Linked DNA regions of Homo sapiens: region 2 is linked to region 1. A link is a loop called in an ENCODE intact Hi-C map of the cell type or tissue named here. Cell type or tissue: CD14-positive monocyte. All regions are shown on one strand. Each heading gives the region's core, and the rest is flanking DNA. Links, peaks and the distances in the headings are about the cores only.

What was found. A loop is a pair of places that touch in the nucleus more often than their neighbours do. Peaks named below come from ENCODE experiments on the same cell type or tissue, not always from the same donor. Only the 100,000 strongest peaks of a DNase experiment are listed, where the experiment ranks them.
Region 2: it touches region 1 in a loop (3-fold over the local background); 6 of 110 quality-filtered maps call a loop at or near these places.

What each region holds. Positions count from the first base shown.
Region 1 is chr22:32,212,064-32,223,323 of GRCh38, reverse strand. It overlaps SLC5A4 (solute carrier family 5 member 4), which reads left to right. Exons shown (of 15, transcript NM_014227.3): 14 at 2,302-2,404; 15 at 4,599-4,860. The coding sequence ends at 4,810. The region is part of intron 2 of SLC5A4-AS1 (SLC5A4 antisense RNA 1); the gene reads right to left. Among named protein-coding and RNA genes, the nearest start is that of SLC5A4-AS1, 13 kb to the right of the region's middle. RefSeq lists an enhancer at 10,721-11,222. In CD14-positive monocyte, for the core only: no CTCF peak of the experiment used is centred there; DNase peaks (open chromatin) are centred at 4,093, 4,663 and 6,223; H3K4me3 peaks cover 1,299 bases; H3K27ac peaks cover 3,272 bases.
Region 2 is chr22:32,136,389-32,144,388 of GRCh38, reverse strand. No RefSeq gene overlaps it. Among named protein-coding and RNA genes, the nearest start is that of C22orf42, 19 kb to the left of the region's middle. In CD14-positive monocyte, for the core only: CTCF peaks have their summits at 3,287 and 3,533 (motif pointing left); DNase peaks (open chromatin) are centred at 5,628 and 6,258; H3K4me3 peaks cover 1,927 bases; H3K27ac peaks cover 1,415 bases.

The sequences.
Region 1 (11,260 bases), core at 1-8,000:
AACAACAATCCCAGTTTTAGGAGCTTACTGTGTATAAATACTTGTTCAAGTAGGAAAAATATGTGTATAAGGATTTTCTCTGCAAAAGTTTTCAAATAGGAAATAGCTGGGAGAAAATCCAGATTTCATCATGAAAGGAATGAGCACACAAACACAGGGCACTGAACATTATGCAGCTGTTTAGAAACATGAGGGAGCTCTATTATTCACTTTGGAAAAAAATGTTCATAATATGGTTAAGTGGAAAAATATGTGCAGAATAATATAATAATGTATAATAGCGCTTTCTGAAATAAAACACATGTAGGCATATAGATGTTTGTCTAAGCATACAAAAAAAAATCTTAGAGCATATCCACCTAAGATTTTCAACAAGAGGCATCTCAGGGAGTGGGGAGACACTCTAGGGGCCCAGCAAATATTAACTAATTATTTTTAAAATATAAATACTGCTTATATACTAATACTGTTTGAATTGTTTGAATTTATGACTAAACATGTGTAGCTTTTATGTATTTTGAATTTATCACTCACAATTTTTGAAGCAATGCTTCTTTATATATTTTCCTGAGAAGTGGCCAGTAGATTATGTGTGGATGGGAAACCTGAAATACAGCACAGCTCAAAATGTTTTACGAAGGACATGTCACTGAAATTCCTAACTAAATATTTACGCTGAATATTGAGTTAGATGAAAGAACACTAGAAAACATATCATAGTTTTTAAATATATATATGTTAAATTCTTATTTGCCAGTAGAAGTAACCAATTTTATTACTAATTTTTAGGAAAAAAATATTGTCTGAAGGACCAGTGAGACCATTTTTCTGATTTATGTTAATGTCTCATTAATATGCTGCAAGGTTTAACTTTCAAAATAGACTGATAAATATCATGGTTATTTCAGAGAAAGTCATGAAAACTGTTGTGAATCTAGCCTACCAGTGCAGAAATGAGATGTCCCAGGATGATAGTCTTTCAGCAAAACTAGAAATTACTCTATGTGTAATTAAACAGAAATTGAAGGACTCCCAAGAAGAGAGTTTTTAACAAAGAAAGTGGATCTAATACAAGAAATCCTGTGAATAAGAGCTTATGAAGACATGATTAGGAATCTTAGTGAGAAGGTAAAGGCATATGTTACATCAAGAACAAATAAAACCAATTACAAATTCTAGTAAATTTGTACAAGAAAGTCATGAGCCAAATTAAAATGAGGTATAACTTAGAATATGATAGATTATAAAGGTTTAAAAACCATTGATAGGCTGGGCGCAGTGGCTCACGCCTGTCATCCCAGCACTTTGGGAGGCCAAGGTGGGTGGATCATCTGAGGTCAGGAGTTTAAAACCAGCCTGGCCAAAAACATAGTGAAACCCTGTCTCTACTCAAAATACAAAGATTAGCCGGGCATGGTGGCAGTCACCTTTAGTAACCCCAGCTACTCGTGAGGCTGAGGCAGGAGAATTGCTTGAGCCCAGGAGGCGGAGGTTGCAGTGAGCCAAGATCGCACCATTGCACTCCAGCTGGGCAACAAGATGGAAACTCCTTCTTATTGAAAACAAAACAAACAAACAAAAAAAAAACATTGATACTTGGAGCAATTTCCTTAGAATGACCCAGGGCTGATATTTACTTGTGTCCAATCAGTACATACAGCATCAATTCTATTTATTTTCAAATGCTTAAATCAACATACAGACTAACCATGGAAATCTTAATATATTTACAGAAAATAATAATTATATAAAGCATAATAGTTTAAAATAATGGTATAGCTGACAGAAGTTTGGAGATGGTTTAGGAAAAGGAGTGTGTAAGGGTACTAATTGCAACTGGAATTCAATAGTACATAGATACCAGCCAAATGTGATGGATCCAGAAATAGAATTTAAGAAGATAGTTTGAAAGTTATAAAAGCAACCACTAGATAAACTGAAGGAAATCATGATGTGGCTAATAACTGTTGGATGTTAAGGACAATGAGTGAAGCTGGGGTATAGTGTAGGTTAGCTAAATCTTCAACTTTGCTGAAATTACAAATCCAGAAGTAGGTATTTTTAAGTATATCATTTGAAGTTCTAAATAGCAACCAGAAAGAATTAAAAACAGAAAAAAATTTAAAATGATTAGTGTGTTTTGATGAGTGAGTGTGGTAGGAGGCCTTTTCTTTGTGATCTATATTCTCCTGTATGGTTTGATTTTTTAAAAACACCAGACGATAAACAAAGGTACCATTCTATTATACTATTGCAAACATTTGCCTATTACTAATGCACTTTTGTATGGTCCCTGTTCAGCTGTACCGCCTGTGCTGGGTTCTTCGGAACAGTACAGAGGAGCGAATCGATATAGATGCAGAAGAGAAAAGTCAGGAAGAAACAGATGATGGTGTTGAAGAAGGTAATATTTGGTTTACATTTGGTTTTCATGTAGGAACTCTGTGCACAGGCTTGTTTATGGTTTTCTTTTAATGTCATTAAATCCAGCTTCCGAAAAGGCTGTTAGATTTATGACAAACTGAAACTTTAAATTTTTACCTTTCCAAAAACCAAGACAACATATTAAATCCATCTATTCATCTGCCTGTCCATTGGTTGGTTTGTCCACCCATCATCCATCCATAGTTACTGAGATGACAGTTACAGACTCGCCTGTTCCTAGTTACATAGTAAGTGTTCAATCTTGATTGTCTGCAAATAAGCATCTAGCCCCACCTTCTCTCCAACTTTACTTCTCAGTATTTTCTCTAACATACCCTCTATTCCAGGCAGACAGGTTTTCTCACTTTTCCACATGCGCCAAGCTCCCTAGAATATTTCTACCTCCTGTCCAAGGGGAAAAAAAATGCTTATTCTTTAAAACTAAGTTCTAATCTCACTTCCTTCATGAAAATTTCTCCATCAGTCATCCCCCTGGCTCTTTGTTTACCTAATGTTTTTTAAACCTCAGATAAGGTTTAGCACTTCACAATATGTTGTCTTAAACTGGACAATAATTGTCTGTTTTGGTTTGGTTTCTTCAAAGTGAAGAGTCAGTGCTTTCTGTTCCTTTTGATTTTTTATATCAGCATTCCTGAGTATGACTGGCCTATCATTTTCTGGTTTTGTACTAAGTCTTTGGTTTTGGTATTCAGATCATAGAGTTATCATAGCATGAATCAGAAATTAGCCCATTTTTCCATTTTATGAAAATATTTCAATAAGATTGAAATAATGTTGCCATTGAATTTTGGTATTTTGCCAATAATACCATAAGGGCTGTGTGTGTGTGTGTGTGTGTGTGTGTGTTGCACATCTTAATTACTGATCAAATTTATATAATGGCTATAGAACTATTTAGAGTTTCCATTTTTTCATTAATTGTTTTTGGAAAATTATACATTTCTAGGATTGTGCCCATTTAGTGCACATTTTAAATATATTGGCATAAAGTTATTCATAGTGTCTACTTATCCATCTATGCTGCCTCTATAGTTGTGTTATCCTTTCAATCTCTAGTATATTTTGTGATTTATCGTTTTTCTTAATCTTACTAAAGATTTGTCTAGTTTGCTTTTCTCAAAGAACTAACTTCTGGCTTTGTCATTTCTATTATTTTCCTTCTTTTCTATTTCATCCTTTCTGTTTTTATTTGTATTCTCTTCCATTTACATTATTTAGGTTTATTCTTTTTTTTTTTTTTTTTTTTTTGCTAAGTTGGATATTAACTCATTCATTTCCGGTAAATCTGGAAATTTTACTTTTCTTTTGATTTTTCTTTCTCTTTTCTACATAAATAAGACCATATACATTTCCCTCAAAGTAATACTGTTTTAAATCTCACAGCTTTTAATTTGTATAATTTTCATTATCATTTCTTTTTAAATATAATCTTACGTTAATTGTGATTTTTATAAACATTTGAGTTTAGAAGTATTAAATTTTCCAGTGCTGCAACAGATAGCCATATACATGAGTCTTTCTGTATTTTTGCCAGTGTAAGCTGGGGATAGATTTTGTGGAGTTCCGTTGTTGGGTCAAAGGGTTCATGCCTATATGATTTTGCAATACGCTACTAATTCCCCTCCATAGGGGACTTGCTTCCCTAGCAACAATATAGAAGAGTGCCTGTTTCCACGCAAACTCACTAACACAGTATGTTGTGAAACTTCTGTATTTTTCCCACTAATAGATGAGAAAGTGGTATAGGTTTAGTTTACATTTCTCTTTTTTGAGTGAGCTTGAGAACCATGTGTCTTTTTTCTTTCAACTGTTTATTCATCTCTCTAATATGCTGACATGGGGCTGTTGATAGCCTTTTCTTACCTATTTTTAGAAACCCATTATATATTAAAGATATTAAACCCTTTGTAATAGAATATGCGAACGTTTCCCCCATTTTGTCATTTGTTTTTACTTTGTTTATTGAACTTCGTGCCATGCAAAAGTCGCCTGTTTTTATATGATTAAATTTATCTACATTTTCTCAGGGATTCCTCTTAACACTCCCAGCTGATTGTAATCATTTTTTACAGTCATAGGTACTACACTGACAAGGATTTCTAGTTCCTTTGTGATCTAGATCTTCTGCAATCATTTGCTTATCTTTGTTCCAGATTATCCTGAGAAATCACGTGGATGCCTCAAGAAAGCTTATGACTTGTTCTGCGGTTTGCAGAAGGGACCCAAGCTAACCAAGGAGGAGGAGGAAGCCTTGAGCAAGAAGCTCACAGACACGTCTGAGAGGCCCTCGTGGAGGACAATAGTGAACATCAACGCCATCCTCCTCCTGGCTGTGGTGGTCTTTATTCACGGCTACTATGCCTGAACTCTATCTGAGCCATTAGAATAATGAATAATTCTTAATAATGAACCAAAGGATAATTTTAGTGATTTTAATTTTTTTTTTTTTTTTTTTTTTTTTTTTTTTTTTTTGAGAGGGAGTCTTGCTCTTTCTCCCAGGCTGGAGTGCCGTGGCGCTATCTCGGCTCACTGCAAGCTCCGCCTCCCGGGTTCACGCCATTCTCCTGCCTCAGCCTCCCGAGTAGCTGGGACTACAGGCGCCCGCCACCACGCCCGGCTAATTTTTTGTATTTTTAATAGAGACGAGGTTTCACTGTGTTAGGCAGGATTGTCTCGATCTCCTGACCTCGTGATCCACCTGCCTCGGCCTCCCAAAGTGCTGGGATTACAAGCGTGAGCCACTGTGCCCGGCCATTTTCATGTTATAGTATGTTGTGTGGCAAAAAAAAAAAAAAAAAATGAGCAGTTGGTAATTTTATCTAATGAGATGACTACAGACTTGATATTTTGCTTTTGTTGCTCCTTTGTGTCACTAAGAGTTGATAATTTATAAAACTGTGAAGTGACCTCTACGTGTGCAAACAAGACACACAGGTCTAAATTCTATTTTTCCAGCTTTATTGAGGTATAGTAAACAAATGAAAATGGTTTATATTTAGGATGTACAACGTGATGATTTGATATATGTATACATTCTGAAACAGTAACCACAATCAAGTTAACTAACACATCTGTCACCTCACATGTTTACCTTTTCTGTGTGTGTGGTGAGAACAACTGATAGACTCTTAGTAAATTGCAAGCACACAATACAGTATCATTAGCTACAGTCACCATGCTATCCTTTGCACCCTCAGAATATATTCATCTTATGAATGTTTGTACTCTGACTAATACCTCCCCAGTTACCTACCCCTTCGCCCCAGGCAACCATCATCTACTCTCTGCTTCTATGAGTTCAACTTTTCATTGCAGCACTGTTCACAAGAGCTAAGATACAGAAACAATTTAAGTGTGCTGTGATGGATGAATGATGAGAATGTTGTATATATACATAATGGAATACGATTCAGAACTAAAAATGAAGGAAATCCTGCCACTTGCAACAATGTGGATGAACCTGCAGAACATTATGCTAAGTGAAATAAGCCAGACACAGAAAGACAAATGCTATAGGATCTCACTTATATGTGAAGCCTTAAAAAGAAAATGACCAGGTGATATGGTTTGGCTGTATCCCCACCCAACTCTCATCATGGATTGTAGTTCCCATAATCTCCACGCGTTGTGGGAAGGACCTGGTGGGAGGTAATTGAATTGTGAGGGCGGTTATCCCCGTGCTGCTGCTGTTGTGATCGTGAGTTCTCATGAGATCTGATGGTTTCTGATGGTTTTATAAGGGGCTTCCCCCTACTTCGCTTTGCACTTCTTTCTCTCGCCGCCTTGTGAAGAAGGACGTGTTTACTTCCCCTTCCACCATGCTTGTAAGTTTCCTGAGGCCTCCTCAGCCATGCTGAACTGCGGGTCCATTAAACCTCTTTCCTTTATAAATCACCCAGTCTTGGGTATGTCTTTATTAGCAGTGTGAGAACAGACTAATACACCAGGCAAATTTCCCTACCTCATACTTGCTTTCTGAAGTTTCCAGAGATTTCCATTTGAAAAGAATGCCTCTTCCAACTCTGCCTCACCTAGTAACCTTCTCATCTACACCACAGTGACTTCTCCTGTGAAGCGACCTTCACTCAGTTATTTCAAGGATTTAAAATATAAAAATGTTTTCTAATAGTTGACAGGGGGGTGAACTAGAAATATCCATTGTAAATATCTTTTAAATATACTGGAAATTATTGCTTACATCTTAAAGCCATTTGTCACTGAATACTAAAACATCAAACCATTGATTTTTAACTGCTTCATTAAAATATAATTCACATACTATAAAATGTATCTATTTAAAGCATATAATTCAGTGTATTTTAATATATTCACAGAGTTTTGCAACAATTATCACAATCCAATTTTAGATATTAACATTTATTGGCATCCTTGAATATACGTATTTCTCTGTCTTTATTTCTGTTTTAACACAGTGAATGACAATTATCTCTATGTAGAATTGTAGAGAGGTTTAAGACACACCTTTTTGTAAGCAAGTCAACAAACTAAAATATGTTTTAATAAATTACGTAAGAAACATGGAAGAGGGCCGGGCGCGGTGGCTCACACCTGTAATCCCAGCACTTTGGGAGGATGAGGCGGGCAGATGACGAGGTCAGGAGTTCGAGAGCAGCCCGGCCAACATAGTGAAATTCTGTCTCTACTAAAAATACAAAAAATTAGCTGGGCGTGGTGGCACACGCCTGTAGTCGCAGCTACTCAGGAGGCTGAGGCAGGAGAATCGTTTGAACCTGGGAGGCGGAGGTTGCAGTGAGCCGAGACCGCAGCACTGCACTCCAGCCTGGGTGACAGAGTGAGACTCCATCTCAAAAAAGAAACATGGAAGAGAGAGCACTTTCAGCACATGCTGGAGACTGTCTCTTCCTGGGTAAAAATAATAAAAATTAAAGAAACATATCCATCATATTGTTATAAAAATTCAAACAATGCCCTTGGGTCTGTAGAATTAAATATAATACTCTTCACTGACAACCTAATCCTCTCATCTACTGTCACTAACTTCCCAAAGAAGTGTTGACAAGTTAAAGCATATGTTCTAGTAAGTAATTTTTCTATTAATTTATATACATATGTAAACATACACATACATTTACAAAATGCAATCTTCCTTTATGTGTTATTTTGTGACTGGCTTTTACACATAAAATATATCTTGGAGATCTTTGCCTATCTGTACAAATAGATCTCCCTCATTCTTCTTATAGCTGCACTATTGTTCCATAGGATAGTTCACTATAATTTGGCCACTTTTCTACTAAGGAGCATTCATGTTGGTTTCAATTATTTGCTATTATCTACAATACTCAAATAGACATACCTGTATATTCATCTTTTGACATATTTGCTAGTTTTATTTTCTTTATTTTCCTAGAAATGGAATACTGGAGCAAAGTGTACAAGCATTAATATTTTGATTAAAAATTATGTTTCAAAAAGGATTTGCCAATTTATATTCTCATCAGTATATGAGAGTTTTTATTTACTCACATGCTTGACTACAGGGTATATTACCAATCATAGTGAATTTTTGTCAATTTGATGATTGAAAAATAGTTTCATTTTTTAAATTGGTATTTCTCCACTTACTAGTGAGATTGTATATATTTGCATGTATTTATTAGCTATTCATATTTTTTCTGTGAATTACTTGATATCCTTTACCAATTCTCTAATTCATTTACAGATATTCTTTACATATTCTATATATTTATTATTTGCATATGAATAGCAAGTATTTTGTCTTAAAGTCTATGTCTTGCCTTGTAACTTTATGTTGTCTTTTATTGTACAGAAGCTTTAATTTATATTTAGTCAAATTGTTTCTTTTTCTCTTATGACTTCTGGGTTTTGTGACTTACTTTCAATTGTCTTTTCAGGGTTTTGTTGTCTGTTTTGTTTGAAATGACATACTGAAATCCTACATTATATTGCAATTTACTTTTTTCTCTTTATACTGCATTGTGGACATTACTAAGCCTAACTAATGTAGATCAAATGTATTTATTTTAATTTCTGCCTAATTTATAATATTGAATGTATTTTATTTCCTTAGCAATTCCCGCTTTTTCTTTTCTTTCTTTCTTTCTTTTTTTTTTTTAAGACAAGTTCTTGCTCTGTCACCCAAGCTGAAATGCAGTGGCACTATCATGGTTTGCTGCAGCCTGCAATTCCTGGGCCCAGTGATTCAGTAAGGCCAGAAATTAAAAGAACAACTTCTGGGCCAAAGAAATCCTCCTGCCTCTGCCTTCCAAGTATCTGGGACTACAGGCACATGCCACCACACCCTATTTTTTTCAGAGATGGGATCTTGCCATGTTGCCCAGGCTGGTCTTGAACTCCTGACTTCAAGTTACTCACCTCAGCCTCCCAAAGCGCTGGGATTACAGGCATGAGCCACTGCATCCAGCCAACAATTCCCCTTCAGATGGACATTCAAGTTAAGTACTCTTTGCCACCACAAATAGTGTTGTAGCAATCATCTTTTACACTGGATGGTTTCATTTCTACAGGACAGAATCTTTGTAGTGGTATAACTTAGCCATAGCTATGTTTACTTACACTTTTAATAGATACTGATTAGTTACTTTCCAAAAAGTTGAAGCAATTCACATTCCCATCAACAGGGAACAAGCAGGAGGACCGTTTCCCCTGCAGGCTCAGTAGCAACAAAAGTTGTTGCTTTTTCAAAAAATATATATATCTTGCTAATTCCCTTGGTGAAAAATCTCACAGGAGTGCTAACTAATCAGTTATTTTAACTTCAATTAGTTGCCTATTTATAACCTTTTCCTATTTTTCTATCAAGTGGTTTAAGGTGAGGAACATTCTTAAAACAGGAAACCTAAAAATAATAAACACATTTTGTATATCAAAAGGCAGTGCAAATGAAATTGAAAATGTGGAGTCCAAAAGATATTACAAAACAGGAAAAAAAGAGCTCCCATAAATAAATGAGAAAGAGACAAGTAAGCCTAACTGTTGAACTGCATTTGGATAGGAAGAAACAGACTTGGGCTTCCCTGCTATATATATAGATATATATGTATACATATATAGATATATATATCCATATATATGTATAGATATATATGTATACATATATAGATATATATCCATATATATGTATAGATATATATGTATACATATATAGATATATACATATATGTATAGATATATATGTATACATATATAGATATATACATATATGTATAGATATATATGTATACATATATGTATACATATATAGATATATATGTATACATATATGTATATATATACACACATACATATATAGTGTGTATATATATAGTGTGTGTATATATAGTGTGTATATATAGTGTGTGTATATATATATATAGTGTGTGTGTGTGTGTGTGTGTGTGTGTATATATATAATATAACCTCCTTGGAATAGACAATGTCTTCATACAGAGGACACAAAAATTACCAATCATAGGAGAAAAAAGCAATATATTGAACTACATCAAAATTGAAAACTTCTAGCCAACAAAAGTCACCTTAAAGGAAATGACCAAACAACCCACAAAATAACTGAAAATACTTAGAGTACGCACACGTCTGACAAAGGAGTTGTATCCGGAATAAAAAGACCAACAGGCCAACTTTAAAACTCAAAAAAAAAAATGACACTTGGAGAAGAGCTTCAAGGTGACTGACTAGAGGTGCCCAACATTCGTCTCCTCCACAAAGAAGGAGCAAAACAGATAATCACATGTCAAATAGAGCATCTAACAGAGAATGCTGGAATTCAGCGGGGAAGTGACAGAACCATCCGAGATATGGAAGGAGAGAAAAGCAAGACCAGATGAGCTCCCCAGTGCAGGGGAAAAGGTAAGTGAGAGATTCCCAGGGGTCCACATTCCCACCACAGATTCCTGCAACCCTGGCCATGGGAGAGCCCCTCAGCTCTTGTGGGCCCTGAGACAGCATAGGATGCTGCCTGTACTTGTCCACGCAATGGCATTGTTCCAGAGGGAGTCGTGCTGGGTACCACACACACACTTTAGATCCAAGAAGCTCCAGCACGTGCCATTTTGAGAGCCCAGACCCCATGAGGATTGCCTCTTGCCCTGGGGCCCAACAGCCCTGCATCTCCACATCCCTAGAGCCCCCCTGACATCTCCCCTTATCCACTTAGAGGGCTACAGCAGCATGATGCCGGCTAGACCAGCGGTTTGACCGCGTCTCCAGCACTCTAGCCCACACAAGAGTCCTACACCCCAGGGAATGGGCAATGCAGTGCACCAAGGAGGCCAGCTCCATGACAAAGGAAACCCAAGTGCATGAGCCTGAGAGCCATCTGCCTGTGGCTGCTGCCACTGACAGCAACCCCACATCCCACCCCCAGCAGCAGGGCTGACACAAAATTGCACGTACCTTCATTGTGTCTGGGAACCAGCCCACCCAGATACTGTCCCAGGGCTTGAGGGAAGACTTGCCCCACTCGCCGCCGCTGCACTTCCAGGCAAGCACCTGGGAGCCTGAGGATTGTTCTGTCCCACCTGCTGCCATGGGCACAGGCAAGAACCATCAGGAGGCCCGCCAGCAGACCCAGCGCCACATTGTGACACAGGCTCATACAAAAACCCCTCCCTGGGATGCCCCTACCCCCAGCCCCCACTGCAGCTGTGAGGAAGGAAGCTCTGGCCACTCCCCCTGGTGGCATCTGCTCATTGAGTCCACACACCCCTCACCCTCACCCCCACAGATAAGGGGACAAGTGACATCCTGTGACCAGCAGCAGGATCCCTGGAGGACATCGGCGTCTTGGGTT
Region 2 (8,000 bases), core at 1-8,000, 79 kb after region 1:
CACAACACAGTACAAGTGTGACTGTTTTTGAATTCCTGGCCTATAGTGATCTTCTCACCTCGGCCTCCCGAGTCATGTCATTCGTCTAATAGAAAGGAAGAAAAAATCCCACCACCACCATACACTTCACATAAATCACCTCTTTCCTCCCTCATCACAGCTGTACTGGAAGGCCAGTTGAATATCCTACTTAGATATTGTGGGATGGAGAGGGTACAGAAAAGAATGAACCCAGATTTTAACCTCCTGAATGGAAGAGGCAAACATGAACCCAGAAATGGGTCCCAATGTTGATGCTCTGTGTTACTCAACTGTGTCACTCTGGCATGAGATAAGGTGTCCCCACACCAGGGAGTTCCAGCACTTATGTGTATACTTGAAACTGTAATGGCCTATAAAGCATGCCAAACATTGCCCATCATCCAAGGGGGCCTCAGTGGTCACATAACCCAGGGTAGCAAAAGATACTGGAACAGCAGGCGTTAACATGGGCATTACTGTGAAACACACATAGAAAGCCCACAGGCTTTTGGTCAGCTCACAGATTCGGAGAAGGGTAAGATACCACATAGAACAGTACACATCAGCATCTGTTAGAGCTGGGGTCATTCCTCAGCACTTGGTCAAAGCAGGGGAAAATCAGGAAGATAATTGTATTGTATTTAATAACATGACCACCTCAAGCCTCAGAAATGCTCCAATCTATAGGAGACAGACAAGGGCCAGTGCCACATCAGAATGCAGAGGACAACATTGTTGTTAGCCTGGCACCCATCACCCTCACTGGAGACCTCCTGCATAGCTAGAGTAGTGAGGCTCAGCACTCACCATGTGCTGACCCCCATGATGGACGTTTCACTGCCGGGGGCTGGTGGGAACATGAACAGCCACCGACTCAATGGACGCACAGACAGTGTAAAGAAAGGGAAGACCAGAAAGAGAACTATCACAGGGTTAGCACTCACTATCTCTAAATAATAGGGAAATGCAGCATTTTAAGGGCTTTTTTTATTTACTTGTCTTTGTAACAAAGGATTAGTAAAGATATAATACAATTATTTTGCCTACTGTTCTTTCAATAAATGAGTAGAGTGACAGTCAGTGCACTGGTGCTGCTTAGGAATCCCACGAGGAGCCTTGGGGGATGTGGACCGGGGCTGGAGTGTATGGAGGTCGGTGGTTGACAAGCAGGGACTGAGCTGCTGCTGAGCCATCCTCCTTGGTGGTGAAGGAAGGAAGGCAGAGAGGGGTGGAAAGAAATGATGACCGAGCCTTGGCTTTCCAACTAGGGGAACATAGTCAATGTGAAATAGTCACCTAAAGAATAGGTTAATACAAAAAGACACAGTAACAACTTCATTTAAGACATAAATAAGAAATGTCACCTCTTGCTTAGCCTTTCTATTCCTCACAGCATTTGACTCATCTGTATACTTTACTCCTGCCACCTCTCTCCTTCACCCACCTTTTCTAGGAAAGGCCTCAGAGTTCATCCTCCACAAGCCATCTTTAGCATAGAGAGTGGGGCAGGGCTTGTTCCTCTGAAGTTAGACCCTGGCCCAGCCACATGTGACACTCAGTTGTGGTAGGAAGCTGGGAAGGAAAAAGCTAATGACATCTAACAAATGTTAGATATCTTCAGATAATGTTACTAGAGATAGGAAATGCCATGTTTATGTGGAAACTCAGTCTCTCTTCACTTAGCCTAGTCATAGTTTCTGTGTGCTCTGCTCAGGAAATCCTGTAAAATGCAAAGGGTACAACAGGTTTGCTTGAGGGACTGAGCATCAGGCTGAGCTCTTGGCTTCCTTCCTAGGAGGATAAAGGGTAGGTCAAGCTTCACAAGGTTGGGGAAGACAAACTCAACACTGGGACAGGAGAATCTCCATCATGCCCTGTTGATGCTACTGTTGAAATAGGTTTTTGTTTGCTTCTGAAAACCTTCACGCGCAGAAAGCCAAGGTAGTTGCTTTAAGTCATGATGAATGTGAATAAAGTGGACCACATGATGATTTGAGGTTTCTTTTGGAGCAGGCATTCTATGGAAATACATTGCTTTTCAGTAGAATTTGATTGTCCTGTATGTGTCAGTATCTTTCCATGAACAAAACAGAACAATGAAACTGTTTGATTTGGCAATGTCACTTGTTCACCCGAGAAGTGATTTTCTCATGACCAGATTGCCCTAGACATCTTTCATCTCTAGAGAATAGATTCCCCATGGTGCTTCAGGGGCCCTGCTATGTATGATTCAAGGAAAATATCAGTGTTACCAACATTGAGGTTCTTAGAATTCATGGACAGCTGCCCAGTGGGCTCCATGGGAGAGAGCGAGAGAGAGCCTCATGCTAGACCTGAAGGGGAACATGATTTAGAGGATCAGAAGGAAAAAAAATGAGGATATTGGGACATTGTTGGAAGAGAAGCTCAAGGTTGCAAGGTTAGGGGCATCAGTTCAACATCATCACCGGGGCCCAGGCAGGATATGAGACCCCTTCTGAGTCGGAGTGAGCAGGACCTGGCCTTCCTGTCTGCCGAGAGTATGCTGTGAACATCATCCTAAGTGCTTCGAGAAAGCAGCTTCCTTATTGTACCATGTCTTCCCCATCTCTTTGTGTGATGATGGCAATGACACCAGCAGAAATTGGTGAGAGGGGCAGAACAGGAATCAGGTCCCCACTTTTCTGACACAGAGCAGACAGGACACGAGTCAGTAGGGATGGACTTCAGGGTCAGGCCAGACACAGAGAGGTCCCAGACCTGATCTTCCTGGGGCTGTGACAGATAAGTTTTCATTTTTCACCTCTTCTGGAAGTCACCTGGGGAACGGTCCTTCAGTAGACACTGTTGGCCAATGGTTGTCTGGCCCAGAAATATGTTTCAACTAGACGTACGCCCCAGTTCTTGGCCAGGGCAGTGGCAGCGCTCCCGAGTAGCAGGGGAAGTGGGGAGGGACACGAGTTCCAGTGCAGGGTGAGCTCAGCAAAGGGGTGGGGACTGACCCTAGGGTCCAGGTCATCGAATCCGCAACACCTCAGTTTCCACTTACTTTGGAGATGGTTTAACATCTTCAGTATCAAACTTGGGGTCTTCCCACAGATGGATAGAGGAACCCTGGCCATGGGTGTTTGCTGCCAGGGCAGTGACTGTCTCTTCCTCATTTGTTCTTATCCCAGAGCTCAGTCCTGGGGAAGACACGTTAGGCCCCATGAATGTTTTAATGAACACACCCCAGGGATGAGTTCTAGATCACCCCTGGGCTGGGATCTAGTGCAGGTGTGGAAAGGTTTTCTTCACAGCCTGTCCAGCCTATTGAGCCCCACACTCATCCTGGAGCCTGCCCAGCTTATGATTCAGGGTCCCTGGAGATGAGGGTGAGCTCCTGAGGACAGCGAGTTGCCCCTACCTCTCTGCTCCTGCCGCCGTGATCTTGTCTAGACAGGGTGTGCAGGGCCATGCTCTTCCACTGGGTGCAAGAGCGCCCCCTGCTGGAATCCCTCTGGACCTGGATATTGTCCTCATGGTCATATCCCCAGCCCCACACAGTGACTGGCTCTTATGCAGATGCCCAGGAAGTAACCTTAAATGTATGCTAGGATCAGAGCAGCAAACGATTCTGCAAAAAAAAAAACACCAGGATAGGGGAGTCTTGTCTTCCTCATTTCTGGATCTCTGGAGCTGTCCCGTCTAGTGTGGTTCTCAGTCATATATGTGCCTCTTCATGGTTAAATAAATTTAAATATATACAATTAAAAATTCAGAACCTCATCAACAGAGACCATGCAATGGCCCAGCAGCCACATGTTTATACAGCTCGAGTTTTCCTTCTTTCCACCCTTTGATGAGAACATGATCTTCAGGCTGGTGCTGGTTTACCGGAAATTCTCGGGGTGGTACATGTGCTAAAAGACTTTTAGTTTTGAGGGAAAGGAAAGTGGGAGATAAATCAAGTATATAATTTTTAAGAAATGGACCTTTTATTTTAAATGTGGGGACATCAGCAGTGGACTTTATAGTCCTTGGTGCCTTCTTACTGAGAAATTTCCTTTAGCACCTATTTTTATTAGTTTTTATGTAATGCCCAACCTTGTTTTTTCCTTATTCACCTGGCCTTGTTTCTCCCTTAGCTAAGAGAACCAGACAAACTCCATCTTGGCTCTTTCACTGGCAGACCCTTCCTCAAGGACTTAACTTGTGCAAGCTGACTCCCCAGCACATCCAAGAATGCAATTAACTGATAAGATACTGTGGCAAGCTATATCCGCAGTCCCCAAGAATTCGTCTGATTGATAACGCCCAAAGCCCCGCGTCTATCACCTTGTAATAGTCTTAAAGCCCCTGCACCTGGAACTGTTTACTTTCCTGTAACCATTTATCCTTTTAACTTTTTGACTACTTAACTTCTGTAAAATTGTTTTAACTAGACGCCCCCCCCTTCCTAAACCAAGATATTAAAGTTAATCAAGCCCTTCCCTCGGGGCCGAGAGAATTTTGAGCGTTAGCCGTGTCTCGGTTGCCGGCTAATAAAGGACTCTTAGTTCATCTCAAAGTGTGGCGTTTTTCTAACTGGCTCGGGCACAACATTTAGACCGAAGAAAGCCAAACACCATTTTATATTTGACAATGCTTCCTGTATGTTTATACCACATAAGCTAGATTTCACCTTTATATTAGTGTTATTAATGTTAAACAGTTTTAATAAAACTTTGTAGACATATTTATTCAATTTTTAATGTCTGACCTTTTATAGACTTTTTTAACCTTTTATAATTTTTGTCAAAGAGCAGGTTAGCGCTTTAAGAAAAATCTGTTGTGTTTTTATTTTAATGTCCAGTTCACAGAAAAACTGGATGATACCCCTTTAACTTTAGCCAATATGTTTACACACAGAATTTTCTTTACAATTAATGTTTCAAAACTTGCTTAAACCTTCAAAACAATTTTTGTAACCTTTTAATGTAGGTAAAAATCCACATTCTTATGCTTCCTTATAATCCTTTTACCAAAGGCATATTTTACTTTCCTTATATACCTTGCACATAAACTGTTTCTTCAACAGTTTTACATTCAGGAGGATAATTAATTTAAATTATACAACATTTCTTGCATAAATTTCTTTTTCTAACACTTTTTTTCATGATTTTCACAGACAATTCTTCGACATGTCTCAACTTTCTGACTTATTGGAAACATCCCTTTCCTTAAACAACTAGTTAATTTATTTCAGGACAAGAATTTTCCATATAACATTCCTTTTTATATAAATTCTGCACCCCCACTTTTTTTCTTTTTTCTTTTTTTCGAAGATGATAACCATTCTTTTCCAAAGCAAACTTCCTTCAGGTCTGTGGACTAGACTGTCTAAGGCCACAGATTAGAAGTTACTATCATACACGTTACACTGTTAACTTTTAGCAAAACAACTTTACTTTTGTTGAAAACCTTGTAAGTGTGGGATTTCAATTATCCTTTGCTATTAATAAGACTTTGTTTAGTCCAGATTAACTTAGAATTGGTATAGATGGCTTTTTTTTTTCCTGGTTCTGTAAGTACTTCAAGGCTTGGCTGGGTGGCAAAGTTGAGCAGACCAATTATTAGGCAATTTTCCTAACTCTACTTCTACAAGAGTTTTCCTCAATTACAAAATACCCATTGTGGTTTTTCTCCTTAATCACCTGGGAGGAACTATCTATCATCCTGTCCTGAAGGTAGTTCCTCCTAGGTCTGGTCGGATCTTTGTATGGTAATTAAGATTTAAATTCCCTGTTAGGAAATCTTCTGGGTTAAGGGAATTTTCAGGGGTTTATGTTAAATCATCTTTTTCTAACGGAGTAGCCCCATACTTTAAGATTTTTGAGTTATTAAGCTACCTTTTTGCTTTTTTTTTTTTAACTTAGGATACTTCTGAACTGGTGAGGTGTGCTCACAATGAGGTTTCCTCTAAAAGTTATTTTTCTACTTTCTTCTGTCAGCAAAGCAGTTGCCGCTACAGACTGAATGCATTCGGGCCACCCGTGGGTTAATGGGTTCAAGGAATTCACACCAAATCAGAATCAAAACCAAAACCAAAGTGCAGATAAAGGACACGCCCGTTCGTCAAGCAATTTAAACCAAGTCAAAACCAAAACCAAAACCAAAACCAAAGTGCTGATAAAGGCACGCTGTGGGTGATCAGGCCATGCTTCCACTCAAATGGAGTGGACAAGTTCCCAAGACAGGTCCTGTCAAGCAATTCAAGTCAAAATCGAAACCAAAACCAAAGTGCCGATAAAGGCACGCCCATTTGTCAAGTAATTCAAACCAAGTCAAAATCAAAACCAAAACCAAAGTGCCGACAAAGGCACGCCCGTTTGCCAAGGAATTCAAACCAAGTCAAAATCAAAACCAAAACCAAAGTGCCGATAAAGGCACTCTGTGGGTGATCAGGCCATGCTTCCACTCAAATGGAGTGGGCAAGTTCCCAAGACCAGTCCTACCATGTTCCAGATATACGGACTCCAAGCGCCAGTTCCCTCCCGGTGCTCAGCCACTGCATTGATCCTCTGCTGGGGCCTGCCATGCACTGCTCTGACAAGGCATTCCACCGGGGCAAATGCCTACCCAGGAGCATGCTCAGGATCCACGTAGCTCAAGCTGGCCAGAGTCCCCTGCAGGGATGCTCCACAGGGCAAGCCTAAGCCACCTAAGGGGCTGCTTCACTTCCCGGTCAGGGAACCAAGAAATGTAGCAGGATGAGCCACAGACAAAACTCCTCAGACACCGGGTTAAAGAAGGAAGAGGCTTTATTAGGCCGGGAGGTCAGCAGACTTGCGTCATAAGAACAGAACCGAGCTCCCCAAAGAAAGAGTTCCTGGCCCTTTTAAGGGCTTACAACTCTAAGGGGTCCACGTGACAGGGTCGTGATAGACTGAGCAAGCATGGGGTACATGACTAGGTGGGGGTAAGCAAGGCAAGTATTTCTCCACACCATTGTCTGTGATCTATAGATAGCACAAGCGATTAGGGTGGGGGTTAATCTTCAGCCTACAGGCTAAAGCAACACCAGAGAGGATGGAAGTGAGACCCCTGGAGTTGTGGTTGTGGTCAGATTGGACCTTCCCGTGGCTGCTGAGACTCTGGGGCATTGGGGATACCTGAGGATGCCTCCCTGCTCTTACTTTGTGGTCACCAAGAGATCAGGGTTACCACAACCCTATAACGTAGAGAATCCCTGTCCCCTTCCATGCCACTTCACTCCTTAGGGAAGCAAACGCCCTCCCAGGAGCTCATTCCCATTCCTGGGCCACAATCAAAGGGAAAACCTGATCCAGACATGAATTTCCTTGGGCCTCTGCATTTCCAGACATCCTGTCATTGTATGCATGGGGCTGACTGTCTCATCTCAGCTTCAGAAGCGCAGGCAGAGTTGTGGACACCCTGCTGAGCAAATGCCCACCGGAGTCAGGGGTTCAGCTTTCCTGCACCACAGCTGCAGGTGGGGGCTGGGGAGGGGGGCATAGGGGGTCCTAGGGAGTAGTTTTTGTATGAGCCTGTGTCACAGCGCTTGATGTTTAGCAGAGAGACCCAGCTGACCGTCCTAAAGAAAGGTGCAACCGAAACTCACTTCACGGGGCCTTTATAACTGAATGAGACAACATACTTAGGTATCTGGTCCTTGATATCTGAGAGATGCTGAGTAAATGAAAATGATCCTTTCTCCCTCTCTGATACTTAACGCGGCCCCTTACATTAGGCTGCTGGTTCTGGAGAGTCGCAGGGAAGCAGGATGGCTCACGCTGCTTTCTCCACAAGCTCTGGCACCCGGTAAGAACCAGCACAGCATGCATGGAGCACACACCATACACTAGGCTTGGTGCTAAGAGCTTTACATGCTTGATCTCATTTAACTGCCCTCAGAAGTCAGGGGATGATCCCCATTTCAGAGAACACTGAGGTTCATAAATGTCAAATAACCTGCCTGGAGGAATCAGGTCTGAGAACAAGGTCTGTGCTCATGACCA